2 separate regions of the Homo sapiens genome follow, and region 2 is linked to region 1. A link is a loop called in an ENCODE intact Hi-C map of the cell type or tissue named here. Cell type or tissue: GM12878. All regions are shown on one strand. Links, peaks and the distances in the headings refer to the core of each region. The heading gives the core; the rest is flanking DNA.

Region 1 (8,670 bases), core at 121-8,120:
AATAAACCACACCCCACAGGCTGCATGTTGGGTTTCAATTTTGATGACATTCTGGCAAAGACAAAACTATAGGAATGAAAAACAGACTTGAGCCAGACGCAGTGGCTCGCTCATTCATGCCTGTAATCTCAGCACTTTGGTGTGCTGAGACAAGACAATCACTTGAGGCTAGAGGATCACTTGAGGCCAGGAGTTCAAGACCAGCCTGAGCAATATAGTGAGACCCTATTACTATAAAAATAAAAATTAAAAGGAAAAAAAGATTTCTTCTTGGGGAAAGGGGAAGGATTGAGTACAAAGTACAAAGCTGCTGCACAAGGGAGATGTGAGGGGGATGAAACTGGGCTCTGTGGTACTATCGGTGGATACAGAACTAAATGTTTGTAAACACCTATAGATGTGTATAATACAAAAGTGCAACTTTTACTGTTTGCACACACACATACACTCACACACAATCAGTTAGGATGGTGGGGGAACCCAGGACAGAGTTCAGACTGTAACAAAACAATCTGATTGTACTACAAATGTAAGATGTCAGCTCGCTGAAGGGGATGGGGAAGAAAGGAGCTGATCTAAATAGCTGAAAAACTGTTTTGTCTGGGTACTCTAAAGTTAAAGATAAAGTGTACAAATATTGTATTTTAGTCAGTAAATTTGTTTCTCACAGAAGTACAATTTAGCAATTCTGAAATTATATTTATTAGCACAGAGTAAATAAGTAAATATATTTGAAGGAATAAAAACTAGGTTCCTCACTGTCAGAGAAAGAAGTTACAAATAACAACGGGATAAAAACCATGTGATACAGAATTAGAGCTGATGATGACTCTATGAATGTGTGTTTATTTATATGTGTGTTTATTTATATGTGTGTGCACACGTACTAGATAGAAACAGAAATGTAGCATGTGTGTGTACGTGAGTTGCATGTGTATACATAGACATATCCATATACATAATCCTTAGTGCTGTCTACTGAAAGTGCCTACAAGCAGTGATACTGCAGCAATATTGAGTATACCCAGCATCTATATCTTGGTTTCTAAGTACCAGTATCTAGGGAAAGAAACAGAATCCTTTGAGAAATGGGTGATTCTAGGCTGGGATACAGAAGATACAAGATAAATCTGAAGTATTTCTACAACTGCAAAGTAACAGGGAAAATGTATTTTAATGAGAGCATGGCCACCTGAAAGAATTCCCAACGGCCAAAACTGAAACAACTTGAACAACTAAATAAATGATAGTATTAAATTACAACCCTCTAAATAAAATACATCTCCATGGGTCCATACTGATAGAAATATATGATTGAATAAATATATGGGAGAGAAGACTCAAATCATCTTTGCAGATGAATTACAATGAAGAAATATAGAAGGAATGAGGGAAACAGAAAATCAACATTAGAACACCCCACAAATAATTGCTATAGGCAGATTCCTAATGAATGCCAAAATTAGTGGACAAAGCTTTATAGATATGCAACATATTTGCTAAGCCTCAAGGTGCATTTTTCAAAATATGTATTAATTACTTGCTGTGGTTTTAACATACGTCCAAAAATTCTTTGATATTCTTCCTTTCAGGAGGTGGAGCTTCATTCCCCTCCCCTTGAGGGTGCACTGAATTTAGTAAATCACTTTTAATGAATAGAGACTTTTGATGAATAGAGTATGAAAGGTTAAAAAAAGTTATTTTTATAACAATTTTACCAGGTTGGCAGACACCAGCCTAACAAGGTGATAAAGTTAACATCACCAGCAGTAAGTCATTTGATGTCATGTAATCCTGATATGAGGCAATGTGAGGACACTTAATCTCTGTGGTAGTCTTTAACAAAACCCATAATAATCCCAGTCTGATCATCAGAAGACATAAGACAGATCCAAATTGAGGGACATTCTATTTTGAAAGTGTCAGGATCATGAAATATAAGGAAAGACTGAGAAACCATCATAGAATGGGGGAAAATACAGAGACACAATGACTAAATGCAATGTCGGGTACTGGATTTAATCCTGGAAAATAAATTAGAACATTAGTAGAAACTGGGGAAATCCAAATAATGTCTGTTTAGTTAATAGTGTTATACCAATGTTACTTTCTTAGTTTTTATGATATACCATGACTACATAAAATAGTCACATTAAAATAGCTGACTGAATGGTATATGGGAACTCTCTATACCACTTTTGCAACTGTTCTATAAATCTAGAATTATTTTATTATAAAAGTTTTAGGCCGGGCATGGTGGCTGACACCTGTAATCCCAGCACTTTTGGAGGCCCAGGCAGATGGATCACCTGATGTCAGAAGTTTGAGACCAGCCTGACCAATACGGTGAAACCCTGTCTCTACTAAAAATACAAAAATTAGCTTGGCATGGTGGCGTGTGCCTGTAGTCCCAGCTGTTCGGAAAGCTGAGACAGGAAAATTGCTTGAACCTGGGAGGTGGAGGTTGCAGTGAGCTGAGATCACATCACTGCACTGCAGCCTAGGCAACAGAGCAAGACTCAGTCTCAAAAAAAAAAAAGTTTTAAAAATTCAATTATTCTATTCCCACTCACCAAATTGGTGAATTTTTGGAAATAGAAATCAGTAATCCCAAGGCTAGTCTAGTCAAGCCGTAAAGCCGCCATGTTGCAGTTGTACATTTTGCAGCTGGGCTCAGGCAACATCCTGAGTCTTGTTGACCAGTTTTCTCCACTCCCCACCTCCACATCATCACTTCAATTGACAGTCAAAAGAAGGGCAAGACTCCTGCCATTGCTCATGCTTTCCATGTAAACAATTTTCCCCTCATCCTGTTTTCCTTAAAACTTTGACCTAATTTCTTTCACATGCTGAGCTAATTCTCATGACGGTTTAAAGGTTGCTGAAAATATCATAAAGGTCTGCTAAAGTTCACAAACGAAGATGCCATTCATTCAAGCCCTGTGTTCTTGAGTCATCATTTCTTTAAATGCATGACATAAATACGTTTTTTTCTGTTCTATTGATAATTTTACATTAAGACATCATTAGAAAGCAGCATCTGGGCTGCTTTTCAAACCACACTAGCTGAACTCATTTTTTCCCCTTTACTAAAAAGGTGCTTAGTTCACATTTATGGATTTTCAATTAGCAGTAATAATAAAGAACAGTGTGTGGTGTTCAAAAGACTTAACTGGCTGCTTTCAAAGTAAATCTTTAAGTCCAATGATTAAGTTGTTTCTGATACTTAACAAAGGCATATATTTATGCTTCCAGAAATTTAGTGCATTTTGGGGTTCATTTTCCAATAATTTTGATTCTTGGACATTTCTCATATGGGAGCATTTGTTCTTAGAGAGGCTTCACCCAGCAGGCCCAGAGAAACAGGAGGTTGGGAAGACAACATAGATTTACTAAGTAGGAGGTGTACCTTGGTTTCTTTCTCCTTGTTTTCTTTCAGGTGTCATTTTGTTCATTTTACTTCTACCAACAGAGAAGTGCCAAGACTGATGCATTGGGCAGAGGAATTCAGGAACTGGGAAAATATCTAGAAATCTTTATTTGCTAACAGAAATCATCAACACAAAAATGATTTCCACAGACAGCTTAGAACAACTAATTTGAGGACTAAATATGTCAGCATTTGCAAAGTGCAAAACAGGCACGGGGATTGCTCAAGGCCTCCAATCTCTCTTCGTAATAGTCTTTCCTCCCCTGTGTCTAGCATTCTTGATTTCAGAGACATAGCAGTGCTTTTCCACTGTTTCAGGCAAAATCGGCTATCATTCACTCACAATTCAGTATGAATTAAGTCAATGTCATCACCTCTAGGAATTACCTTTATTTTGAACTTTAGTCCTAATTTAGGAAAAGTGATTTGTTTCCAAGATTAAAAAAAGTTTAGCTATTGATTCTAAGAAAAATGGACAGAAACTAGACAAGAAGAGAACCTTCCTGCAGTCACAGATCTATCTGCCTGACTTAAGGTCGGCACACATGAAAACACTCAAAGGTGTTTTCTGTGACTTTCACTTACTGTAGTTTCAGGTTAAATCATCAGAGCAAGTATTATTTTTCCTTCTCCTCATTATTCACCTTGTTGTTACTTTAATCTTTGTTCAGTTTGACAAATGAGAATGTAGACAGAGGGTTAAAGAGGAATGAGCTGAATTCCATCCATATTCAGGGCCTGTGCCGACGTCCTCCCTGGGTTTAATGCTCCATATGGTTTGGCACAGTGACATTACTTCTCCTGCTAAAATACCCCTTAGCCTGTGTGGCATCCATCAGTTTGCTTGTTGACTTAGTTTCATTTTCTGTTTTCATGGCCTGCTCAACTGCCTGCAAAAGCATTAAATTATTCTTCTGATCTTTCCATCTCCCTGGGTTCACAAACTGCAATTTATGGAAGTCTTTAAAACTTAAAGGGCTTTCTGATAAAGGTAGATGCCAATGAAATGATAAAGGTCAAAGAAAAACAGTACACTTTAAGGAGGCAACACCTTTCACAGAAATGCCATATTTTCATCATATTTCATATCCTAAGGAAATATTACAACCCATAGAGAAGTCAATATAGAAATTTTGAAATGGAAGGGGCTTCAGAGATTGTCCAGTCCAATCTCATTTTACAGCTGTGGGCACTGAGGCTTAGTGAGGGTCACTCACAGAGTTTTTCAGCGGTAGAATTGGAAGTTGTATGGGGCACTCCCAAGTCAATTCACTGCTATATTCACCACATTGTGCTGACTCTTAATTGCATATTCTTAATGATAAAATAATATGAGGAAAAGGGAATAGCAACCAAGAGAAAGAAATGGAACATTTTCTATTTTCTTTTTAGAACCAGAGTCTTGCTTTAGAGTAATTTGTCTAACAGTAAAATGACCATCTACCTGATGGTGAAAACCAAACCATGGCATCTGGTGGAGATGGCATGCTGTTTCCCCCTCTCCCTTACATCTATATCTATATAGTCCATGAGCCCTAGTATGGCTCTCTTGGTAGCATTTTTGTTGCCATCTTTTTCATTTATATTGCCACTCTTGTAGCTCAGAACATTATAAGCGTACACCTGGGCCTTTGGAGTTGAGTTTTTTAACTGCTAGCCTTTGGTTAGAGTACTTTTCTCCCCCTTTCAGTCCATAATGAAAAGAACCACAAAACTGATCTCCTGAAGTATCACCTTCAACATAATATTATCATCAGTGGAATTTCTAATTTCTACTTTTTCTGACTTGTTATTCTGCAATCTTGAGGCTATGGTTCCTTCACCCTTCACTGTTTGCCTTTTTTTTCTTTTTCTTTTTCAGTCCTATGTTTAGCCAGTCCAAATAATGTTTCTTTAGGGCATAGTAACTGTGGGAGTTTCATGGTATAGAGGAATGACTAGGGGCACCAGGGATTTTCACAAACTAAAGACACCTCCATTTTACTTCTGCACAAATTACTTTCTCTTATATTCATATTTCCCCAGTGAAAAAGGTGAAGCAGCACCACATCACTCACCGCTGTTTTCATTTTAGCCCTACTCTCTGGACACTGTCATGAGAATGAATTACCTGCACTTGCCACGGATTTGCTGCGGTGCTGACCAGGAATGCTCTTGGGAGTTTGCTCACTTTGGCCTGGATTATGACTTTTTCCTTTTGAAAAAAAATAAAAAGAACTCAATATATACTAGTAAAACAGCATGAACAATTTTTTCACAATTTAGTGAGCATCATTAATATCTTTGTAAAACTATGTTCAAGACTTTATCAAGCTGACCCACTTCAGAGAAAATGAAGCCAGGAAGCTGGACATAGTTCCAAAGACCAATTTTTGCCACTCACATTGTGAGCTATTTCTCAATATTTAGCCAATATATCTTAGTCTTCCTTCATAAATAATGTTTTGTGCTACATTAGTACCACAAAAACAGCATGCCCTACTTTTGTCTTAAATTGAAAATTATCTTCAAAGACCAGGCATTTTGACCCTTTGATGGAGTTTTCCCTCCTGTCTGAAATTAGTAGAAAGTACAATCAAACAAAACAATGAGTACAAAACATAGTTTTTAAATATATAAAAATCCATGTAAATATATAAAATGTTTTTATATTTATTACCAGCTGTTTTTTGTGGGAGATAGGGGACAGGGTCTCGCTCCGTCCTCCAGGCTAGAGTGCAGTGGTGTAATCACGGCTCACTATGCAGCCTTGACCTCCCGGGCTCAAGTGATCCTCCCACCTCAGCCTTCCCAGTTGCTGGGACTGCAGACATGTGCCACCACATCCAGCTGATTTTTAAATGTTCTGTAGAGATGGTTTCATTATGTTGCCCAGGCTAGTCTCAAACTTCTGGGCTCAAGCCATCCTCCTTTGTCAGCCTCCCAAAGTGCTAGGATAAAAGGAGTGAGCCACTGCGCTCAGCCAGCAGCTCTTTGATTCAGCATTTTTGAATGAGTTTGATATGCCACTTAGACCTTATGTAAGACACCACAAATTCGAAGAGGAGTAAGGCATAGTCCCTATCATCAAGGGTTTTATCATCCAGGAGAGACTGTCAGGTGAAGAATCCATTGTAATTAGATGAGACAAGTACAATGTGACTATATAATAAATTGTCATATAATATGTCATACAAGTATTGTCACAACAAATATGGGCTCCTAACCTACATATTTTTTGAGGCTTTAAAAATCTACAACATTTTACTCTAGAAAAGTTATGGAAAATAAACATTCTCCCACCTGTCAACTCAATCTGTTGATAGTAGCTCTCTGAAGAACTGGATGGAGAAGCATTTAAAGCTATTTTCAAGCTCAGCAAAAAAAAAAAAAAAAAAGTTGTTTGATTAATTACTGATGCCAGCCATTGGCCTACAAGTAGGAAGAAAGGGGCTTGCCACCTCTCATCTATAACATGCAACTACTACATCACACTTTCTCTACCCTATCACATGGTTACTTTCAACAAAATTTTCATCATTTACACTTCATTAAGCAACTCTTTTCTGGGGATTATGAAGTTAAGAATAGAAGTTTCCCTCATGGCTTTTTTTTTTTTTTTACTTTCTGAGAGATGAAATCGTCGGCAAGTCAAGTCAAGAATTTACTCAATTAACTTCTTTAGCTTAATGAGACTTTGAGCTGATATTTGCATCCAATCACGACTGTATTTGTCTTTTTGCCAGCATTGTGACTTGCATTAGAATTTCTTGCCCAGCAAATAAAATTAAAAATTTAATCTTAAAATAGGAATTTCAGAGCCCAAAAGCAATCAAAGAAATCACAAAAGGAAAATCCAAAAGACTTAACTACATAAATATTCAAAATGCATTTAAAAATGTCAAAATCACACACACAAAAAAAGAACAAACAACTTACAGGGCAAGGAAAAATATTTTCTAAAAATGTAACAGGTAAAGAATTGATATATTTAGCTGTGTATATAGAAAATAATCTACTAGGTTGAAGTACAAATTAGACATGCGTTAAGCCTACAGAACTAAACTAAAAGTTATGCCCTCACCACCATACAAATAAAAGTTCATTTAGTTTAAAGAGCCAGACCTATCTACAAGTGACTCTAGGAAAAACAGTGGAGAATCCCATCAGGCCTCAGTAATATCACCAGTTTCTGGGGCCCTGTTGTGCAGTAACACTATTGGCAACAGATCCTACACACTCTAATGTGTCCTTGTCCACTGCTTATCATCCCTGCACAACCTGTAATAATTTATTACTTATAAACACTTCCATAGCAACTACTATGTACCAGGCAATCTTCTAAGCACTTTACAAATATTAACTTATTCCTCATAACAACTCTGTGTGGTAGGTTATCATTACTAGTTCCATTTTACAGTTGAGAAAATTGAGGAACAGAGAGGTTAAGTAGTTTATCCAAAGTCACACAGCGATTAGGTTAGTGTGAATGTGATTGTAGATTTTACAATTAAAAGTAATGGCAAAACAGCAATTGCTTTTGCACCAACCTAATAGTAAGTGGGGTATCTGGAGTTGAATTCAGGCAGCCTGATTCCAGAGTCTGTGCTCTCAAACATTTTCTGGGAAGGACTAACTCACTCTCCTGAATCATCCTCTGTTAAAGAAGTACCACGCTTGGCCTCCCAAGGACACTTCTTGCTCTTCTATATGTTGTGTCTTGGTTTTATTTACCAACTACACTAAGCAGGAATTAAGAGCCAAAGCAGGACTACACAAATGATAAAAGGATGCTTAGGACTCTGTGGGACCAAGAGCTCATTCTCTGGAAAAAATAACAATAAAAAAGAAGAAAGTTCTGGTAATGTTGAAGAAAGGGGAAAAATGATAACCAAAATATTCATTAGGAACTAAGCTGTGTCCTCCCAAAATTCATATGTTGAAGCTCTAACTCCCAGCGCAGCTGTAATTTGGAGATAGGACCCTTCAAGAGGTAATTAAGATTAATTGAGGTTATAATGATGGGCTCTAATCCAATGGGATGGGTGTCCCTATCAGAGAAAGAGACACTAGAGATGCACGTGCACAGAGAAAAGGCCATGTGAGGATCCAACAAGAGCCCATATACGACCCAAGGAGAGAGGCCTCAGGAGAAACCAAAGCTGCCAACACCTTGATCTTGAACTTCTACCCTCTGAAACTGTGAGCAAATTCATTTCTGCTGTTTAAGCCACCCAGTGTGTGGTATTTTGTTATGGCAG
Region 2 (8,670 bases), core at 450-8,449, 110 kb after region 1:
CCTGTTTCATCAACACCATTTTTACTTGAAAGAATGACTAATTCAGACTTTGCTATTTGAACAAACTGCGTTTGTGACTTTGAGGAAAAAAGACTGACAGTATTTGTTATCCATACAAAATTTCTAAGTTTCTCTTGAATACGCAGATATTTAGAATATCTGCATAACCCTTTGAACCAATTCTTTTCAAATGACTAATTATTGATGTTACAAAATTATGCATGGGTTAAAGAACCCCTCAAAATACAAGATAGGCCAATTTATTTTAATGCAGCAGAGTATTAAAATGTTTACTGATATGGTTTCATATTCTACATTGCAACTAAGCCTCAAAAAATTAAAACATGTTGAGTTTTGATGTAGTATCAAATAGAATATCCACAGTTATCTGAAACAGCTATTAAATAATACTTTCTTTTCCAACTGTACATCTGTGTGAAGCTAACTTTCCTTTATGTGCTTTACAGGAAGCACATTGCAGCAGACTGCATGCAGAAGCAGACATCAGAATCCAGCTGTTAAGCCATGCCTCAGAGAGATTTGTAAAATGGTAAAACAATGCCACTCATCCTTTTCTGTCTTCTAGGGAAAATATATTTGTTTTTAAATATCATGTTAACATGTAACAAATGTGTCATTCTTATTCCTAAATGAATTAACAAATAAATCTGTCTTTTTAATTTTCCAACTTTAAATTCTAATATGATAACTATAACTCATGAAACAAGATCTGTTTGGGGTTCTCAATAATTTTTAAGAGTATAAAGAGATACTGAAGACAAATGTTTGTAGATTACTGCTCTAGGCTATAAATACGAAAATAAATTTGGGAAGGTATAGGCTACACATATCTTTAACATGACTAGATAACATCACATTGCTCCCCCATCCAATCTTGAATTACAGGTCTATGTATTCAAGTTGAGAGATGGTAGCTTAATTGAATTATCATAGTGCTTCCTTAACATGAACTAATTAGCTATTACATAGAAATTGTTTAGGCAAATTCTGGATACTATTTAAGAAGCTTTGAAACAATTTGGTCTCACTAAATGCCTTCTATTTTATTATTAAATTAAAGGAAAACTCAACTAGGATAACATTTTTCTCGAATAAATATACAGGTTAAATATAGCCAGAGACATTAAATTTTATTACAATATTTTATTAATAATTAAGTCACACAGGCATCCTAGACAACCAATACATTGAAAATACTATATATTCCTCCTGTGTCATTACAATATATAATTATTCAGGGAGCCTATGCACTGATTAAAAGAGGTGCAATGATTTAAAACATGTGGCCTATTACCATGTAAAATAGGTTTGGGATTAATTCTACAACTGTTTGATATTTAAAATGAGTGTGTAATTCAGTATATTAAAGAGTTTTTATGTATATACAATAGGAAATGATTTAAGATTTCTTAACATTAAAACATAATGCAAGAAGGAGGTAGAGAGAAATTATATTAATTCTCCCAGAGCAAGACATTATAATAAGCTGAATCATACAATTTTTAATTTTAAATTTATGGGTTAAAAGGAATGAAAGCCCTTGGGACAAAATGGAATAAAATAAGATTTTGATCCCAGCAGGGAACTTTTTGGAAACCTCTCCTCCGGGCATCGTATGAAGACCTTATGGAAGAAATGGCCTTTCAATCATATCTCCTGAAGTCATAGAGAATTTTATCATGTCTCACGCATAATGAAATGTTAATGTGATTTTTCTTGACTGATATCATTCAGAGTAATTCATTTTCAACACCAGTTCTCACTCATTATAAGACTGATTTAATGTGGTACTTATAATTAAAGCCTGTTTTTAAAAATAGCAACTGAATCCACAGGAAGTATGAACATTTCTCATTTTAAGGAGTTTTCTTTAGAGAGTAATAGTCACTGGACTCTGCATTCGTTGAACTAACCTTTAGACAGAGATAGAAAAGGGTTAAGTAGACAGTCTTCAACTCATCAGAACTCCTACCCGTAGTTTTCCTATTTCTGACTCCACTTCAGGCTTCTAAATGACATGAAAATATTTTAAGTACACATAATCCTATATGAAAATTATAACCATTAATATATTTGTAGTAGTGAAAGAAGGTATATAGACAGATAGCTTGATCAATCAATCGATCGATCGATCCACCCCAATAAACTGCCTAAAGTGGTGGCAGAGATGTCTTAGCTAGAAATGTTCATCATAAGCTGGGGTTTGAGGCTGTGCCCAGAGATAAGTTATCTGACACTTGAAAAACCAACTGTCTAGAAAGAAGCCCCAGAGTGCAATGTAGACAGATGAAAGAGTCTCTGCACACATAAATGAAAAAGTGACACATATCATCTACTTTCTGCAAGGTAAACCCAACAACTGGAGCTGATAGTTCAGGCTTGAGGCTATGACCTCATAAATCATACACACAACTGAGGGAATAAAAACATTTGAGAAGCCATAGTTTCACAGCCAGAGCTTCACAGCTCACATCCCATGGGATTCTATGAAGACAATCAACTATTGGCAAGTCTGCCTACAAGCCTAGAAAAGCTGTTTAAACTGTCATCTATGGCTCTGGCCATATTGCAACAAGGCTGAGTAAGCCAAGAGCTAGAATACAGGCTGTACAGCTTCCCCCTCCCCTCTCATCTCCTTTTTTGTTCTCTGAGTAAATAGAGGTAGAAGACAGTTGAATAATCGTTTAAGAATGTCATTGCCGTTATTCTAATTTGTATCTTAAAATAATCTGGAGAATATACTGCCATCACGGAAGAAATCATAAAGAACCTGGAATGTTTTATGTAGTACCTTGTTATTCAGAGATCAACTTCAATGTCACCCTTCAGGGGTTTTCCTTGACCACCCACTCTACTCTCTATCGCATCATCTTATTTTTAATAGAGAAGGTATGGGCATTTGATATTCTTCTTGTTTATTTATTAGAGAATAAGAATAGTATAGGTGTTATAAATACAGATCCTGAGATCAGGTTGCTTCAATTGGAATTCTGGCTCTCCAACATAATCACTGGGAGCAAGGCTCTATGCCTTAGTTTCCCCCTCTAACATTTGAATAGTAGTTTTTTCTACATCCCTGGGTTTTGGGGAGGATTGTGCTTGTTAATAAAAGTACTAGATCCTGGACAGGCACAGAGTAAGCACTTGATGAATGTGAGCCTTAACTCTTTATTTGCTTGGTGTCTATTTCCCTAACTAGTCTGTTCTTCACTTGTCTGCCTCAGTGACCCAGTACCTGGAATGATGCCTGGAGCACTCATGAGACTTTCAGTAGGAATGATGAAAAATTAATTAATGAGTCTCAGTTCAGGTTTTGAGATTTAAATCTAACTCAGTAGACAGTAAGAAGGCATGGACAGACAAAATTGAAAACTTAACAGTTCACAGTAAACATTGAGCTTCTGCTATACATGGTAGTCAAGAACTTTGACTGTATAATGCTGACAATGGCTTTCTTTCTTTAGTTGCTAAGAAATTACCCCAGTGGTTTTATGCTCCAAATACTCTACATGACTGATAACCTTATTTCCTGTGCTGATTGAGTCAAATCCATGCCACACCATTTGAGCCACCTCAGAATACATATTGAAACTCTATCTGTCACCTCAGGCCTTCCCCTAAGTGGGCTCTGTGCCACAGAAGAGGCAGCTCCAGCCATCCCTGGAGGGCTGTCCCAGTGGCCTGAGAGCTGCTCCTAGACCCCTACCAAGGTCAGCATTGACCTCAAAGAACCTAGTCACAGACTTGTCCAACCAGCCCCACCCAGCTTTGCCCCCTCCAGTGCCTTGGCAGCACAGTGCAGGATGGGGCCCTTGGGAACTCCATGCCCTGACTATCACCAGGGACACCTCGTACTTCCTCCATCAACAAAGACCAAGTAAAAATTCCACTGCCATTATCACAGGTGTCTCTTGCCTGCAAGCACCACCTACTGGCCTGTAGGATGAACTACACAATCCAATATAATTCCTGCTGACAAAAGTAAGGAAATGAGATAATTTCCCAAGACCTCCACCTCCTCATCTTTGTAGGAGACAGTGAGCCTCACCACACACACAAGGCTACCACAACCTACAAACAACTAACATTTGGGAAAACCACTATGCTAAGGCTATCTATAACTAAGACATTTACACAGAGACTTGGCCCCTTGAAATCACACAGAAGCAAAGCCAAATGAACCTACCCAACATGAGCAATAGTCACACTCTCAAGGAGGAAAGAAGAAACCCACCGAATTAAAATAAATTTTAAAATATTAAATTTATTTTTAAATTTAAGAATTTAAATTTAAATTTAAGAAGAAACCAGCACAAGAATTTCAGCACCATGATGAAACAGATGGTTGAGACACTCCTAAAAGACCACATGAGCTCTCTAGCAATAGCTGCCAACCAAAATGAAAACTTTGAGGTGAGAGATAAAGAATTAAAGTTATGAATTTTAAGGAAGTTCAGTGAGATCCAAAAGAAAGTGGAAAACCAAACAAAGAAACCAGAAAAAAAACTCAGGAGACGACAGAGAGGAAAGATATATATTTTAAAAACCAAACAGAACTTCTGGAAATGAAAAATTCACTAAGGGAATTTTAAAACACAGTTAAAAGCTTTAATAAGAGACTAGACCTAAGCAGAAGAAAGGATTTCAGATCTTGAAGACAGGTCTTTCAAATTAATCCAGTCAGACAAAAACAAAGAAGAAAATAATTTTTTTTGATCAACAAAACCTTCAAGAAATATAGGATTATGTAAAGTAACAAAACCTATAACTTATTGACATTCTTAAGAGGAAGAAGAAAAAATAAGAAGTTTGGGAAACATATATGAGGAAATCAGGAAAATTTCCTCAGTCTTGCTAGAGAAATAGGCATCCAGATACATAAAATTCAGAGAACACTTGGAAGATATTATACAAGATGAACATCATCAAGGCATATAGTCATCAGACTATCCAAGGTCAACATGAAAGAACAGATCTTAAAAGCAGCTAGAGAGAAGCATCAAATTACTTATATAGGAAACCCCATCAGACAAACAGCAGACTTCTCAGCAGAAACCATACAAGCCAACAGAGACCAAGGGCCTGTTTTTAGCCTCCTTAAAGAAAAACAAAAGTACTAGTCCAGAATTTTATATCCTGCCAAACTAAGCTTCATAAATGAAGAAATAAAATCTTTCCCAGACAAGCAAACACTAAGGGAATTTGTCACAACTAAACCAACCCTATAAGAAATGCTCAAAGGAGTTCTAAACACAGAAACCAAAGGACAATAATCACCATCAAGAAAGTGCTTCACCATCCTGTGAAGCAATTACACAATTGAGACTCCAAGGCAAATAGCTAACAATATTATACAGAAACAAAACCTCATATATCAATGTTAACCTTGAACATAAATCACCTAAATGCTCCACTTAAAAGATATAGACTAGACTTTAAAAAACAAAGCTCAATCATCTGTTGCCTACAAAAGAACCACCTAATGGCTAAAGCTGACTCAGACTCAAAGTAAATAAATAAAAAAAAGATATATCACACAAATGGAAAACCAAAGTAAGCAGAAGTAGCCATTCTTATATAAAACAGACTTTAAAGCAATAATAGTTTTTTAAAAATGGCATTAAAGGGCATTATATATTGGCAAAGGGTTTAATATAACAAGAAGATTTCACTAGCCTAAATATATATGCACCCAACACCAGAGCACCCAGATCCATAAAAAAAATACTGTTAGACCAAAGAAAAGAGACTGATATCAATACGATAATAGTGGGGGACACCCCACTGATAACACTAGACAGATCATCAAGGTAGAAAGTCAACAAGGAAAACTGGATGTAAACTGGACTCTAGACCGAATGAACTTAATAGATATTTACAGGACATTCTACCTAATAATTGCAGAGTATACATTTTTCTCATTTGCATATAAAATATTCTCCAAAATCCACCAATATTTGGCTCTAAAGCAAGTCTCAATACATTTAAAAAATTAAAATGATATCAAGTATCTTCTCAGATCACAGTGGAATAAAATTAGAAATCAATACCAAGAGGAACTCTGAAAAGTAAGTAATTACATGGAAACTGATAACCTGCTTCTGAATCACATTTGGGTAAACAATGAAATAAGACAAAAATTTAAGAAATGTTTTGAAGTGAGTGTAAATAGAGAAACAACATATCAAAATCTCTGGGATACCGTAAACACAGTGCTGAAAGTTTATAGCATAAAATGCCTATATCAAAAAAGATGGAAAGATCTCATATTATAACTTCACATCACACCTCAAGGAAATAGAAAACAATAATAAAACCAAACTCAAGTCTAGCAGAAGAAAAGAAAAAGATCAGAGCAGAACTAAATGAGACTGAGACCAAAATAAATCAAAACAAAACAAAAAAGATACAAAAGATCAATTAAAAGAAAAGTTGGCTCTTTGAAAGAGTAAACAAAATTTAATAACTTCTAGCTAATTTAATAAAAAAAAGAGATTCAAATAAACACAATTAGAAATAATAAAGGTGACTTTATTACTGATACCATAGAAATTCAAAAGATAATCAGAGATTACTATGAACATCTCTATATGTACAAACTAGAAAACCTAGAAGAAATGGATAAATTCCTGAAACATACAACCTCTGATATGGTTTGGCTGTGTCCCCCCCCACCCAAATCTCATCTTGGGAGGGATTTGATGGGAGGTCATTGAATCATGGGGGCAAGTCTTTCCCATGCTGTTCTCTTGAAAGTGAATAAGTCTCATGAGATCTGATGGTTTTAAAAAGAGGAGTTCCCCTGCACAAGCTCTCTCTCTTTGCCTGCTGCTAGCCATGAAAGACACGACTTGGTCTTTCTTGCCTTCTACCATGATTGTGAGGCTTCCCCAGCTACGTGGAACTGTAAGTCCAATTAAACCTCTTTCTTTTGTAAATTGCCCAGTCTTGGGTATCCCTTTATCAGCAGCATAAAAACGGACTAATACAACCTCTCAGGATTGAACTAGAAAGAAATAGAAATCTTGAACAGACCAATAATGAGAAACAAAACTGAATCAGTTAAAAAAAATCTTTCAACCCAGGACTAGACAAATACACAGCCAAATTTTACCAGACATACAAAGAGCTGGTACCAATCTAAATGAAACTATTACAAAAGATTGAGGAGGAGGGATTTCTCCCTAACTCATTGTATGAAACCAGTATTACCCTGATATGAAAATCAGGCAGGGACAGAACAACAACAAAAAATGAAAACTGCAGGCCAATATTCCTAATGAATATAGATGTGAAACTCCTGAACAAAATACTAGCAAACTAATCCAATTGCACATCAAAAAGACAGTCCATCTTGATAAGTAGGTTTGCAGGAATGCAAGGATAAGTCAACATTTGCAAAAAATGGAATTGATCACTGTTTTAGTCAGTTATCATGCTGCTAATACAGACATATCTGAAACTGGGTGCAATATAAAGCAAAGAGGCTTAATTGACTCACAGTTCAGCATGGCTGGAGAGGCCACAGGAAATTTACAATCATGGTGGAAGGGGAAGCAAACACTTTTTTCTTCAAATGGCGGCAGAAAAAACAAGTGCAGAGCAAATGGGGGGAAAGCCCTTTATAAAACCATCAGATCTCATGAGAACCCACTCACTATCATGAGAACAGCATAGTGGTAACTGCCACCATGATTCAATTACCTCCTACTGGATCCCTCCCATGGCACGTGGGGATTGCCAGAACTACAATTCAAGATGAGATTTGGGTGGGGACACAGCCAAACCATATCAATCACATTAACAGAATTAAAAACAAAAACCACAAGCTTATCACAATAGATACAGAAAAAACACTCGATAAAATCTGACTTTTCTTCATGATAAAAACCCTCAACAAACTAGATATTGAAAGAACATACCTCAAGATAATAAAAGCCATATATGACAAACCCACAGCCAATATTACACTGAATAGGAAGGAGTTGAAAGCATTCCCTCTAAGAACTGGAACAACATAAGGATTTTACTCTCACCACTCCTATTCAACATAGTACTAGAAGTCCTAGCCAGAGTAATCATGCATGAGAAAGACATAAAAGGCATCCAAATTAGAAAAGAGGAAGTAAAATTAGCTCTGTTCACTGATGACTTAAAGCCCTAAATACTCCTCCAAAAGACTTCTAGACTTGATAAATGACTTCAACAAAATTTCAAGACACAAAATTAATGTACAAAAGTCAGTAGCATATCTATACACCAATAATGCCCAAGCTGAGAACCAAATCAAAAACTCAATTTTATTTACAATAGCTACAAAAAGAAAAAATTACCTAGGAATACAGTTAACCAAAGAAGTAAAAGACCTCTACAAGGAGAACTACAAAACACTGACAAAAATTCATAGATAACAGAAACAAATTTTCTTTAAATCCCATGCTTATGGATAAGAAGTGTCCATATTGTTAAAATGACCATACTACCCAAATCAATCTATAGATTCAATGCAAGTCCTATCAAATTACCAACATCATTCTTCAAAAAATTAGAGAAAACAATTCTAAATTTCGTATGAAACAAAAAAGAGCCCAAATAGCCAAAGCAATCCCAAGCAAAAAGAACAAATCCAGAGGCATCACATTATCTGAC

The links. Peaks named below come from ENCODE experiments on the same cell type or tissue, not always from the same donor. Only the 100,000 strongest peaks of a DNase experiment are listed, where the experiment ranks them.
Region 2: it touches region 1 in a loop (2.7-fold over the local background); 4 of 110 quality-filtered maps call a loop at or near these places.

What each region holds. Positions count from the first base shown.
Region 1 is chr4:84,142,507-84,151,176 of GRCh38, forward strand. It overlaps LINC02994 (long intergenic non-protein coding RNA 2994), which reads right to left. Exons shown (of 9, transcript NR_125909.1): 6 at 6,713-6,750; 7 at 5,541-5,624. Among named protein-coding and RNA genes, the nearest start is that of LINC02994, 150 kb to the right of the region's middle. In GM12878, for the core only: no CTCF peak of the experiment used is centred there; a DNase peak (open chromatin) is centred at 4,225.
Region 2 is chr4:84,255,482-84,264,151 of GRCh38, forward strand. The region is part of intron 4 of LINC02994 (long intergenic non-protein coding RNA 2994); the gene reads right to left. Among named protein-coding and RNA genes, the nearest start is that of LINC02994, 39 kb to the right of the region's middle. In GM12878, for the core only: a CTCF peak has its summit at 3,958 (motif pointing left); DNase peaks (open chromatin) are centred at 3,570 and 3,928.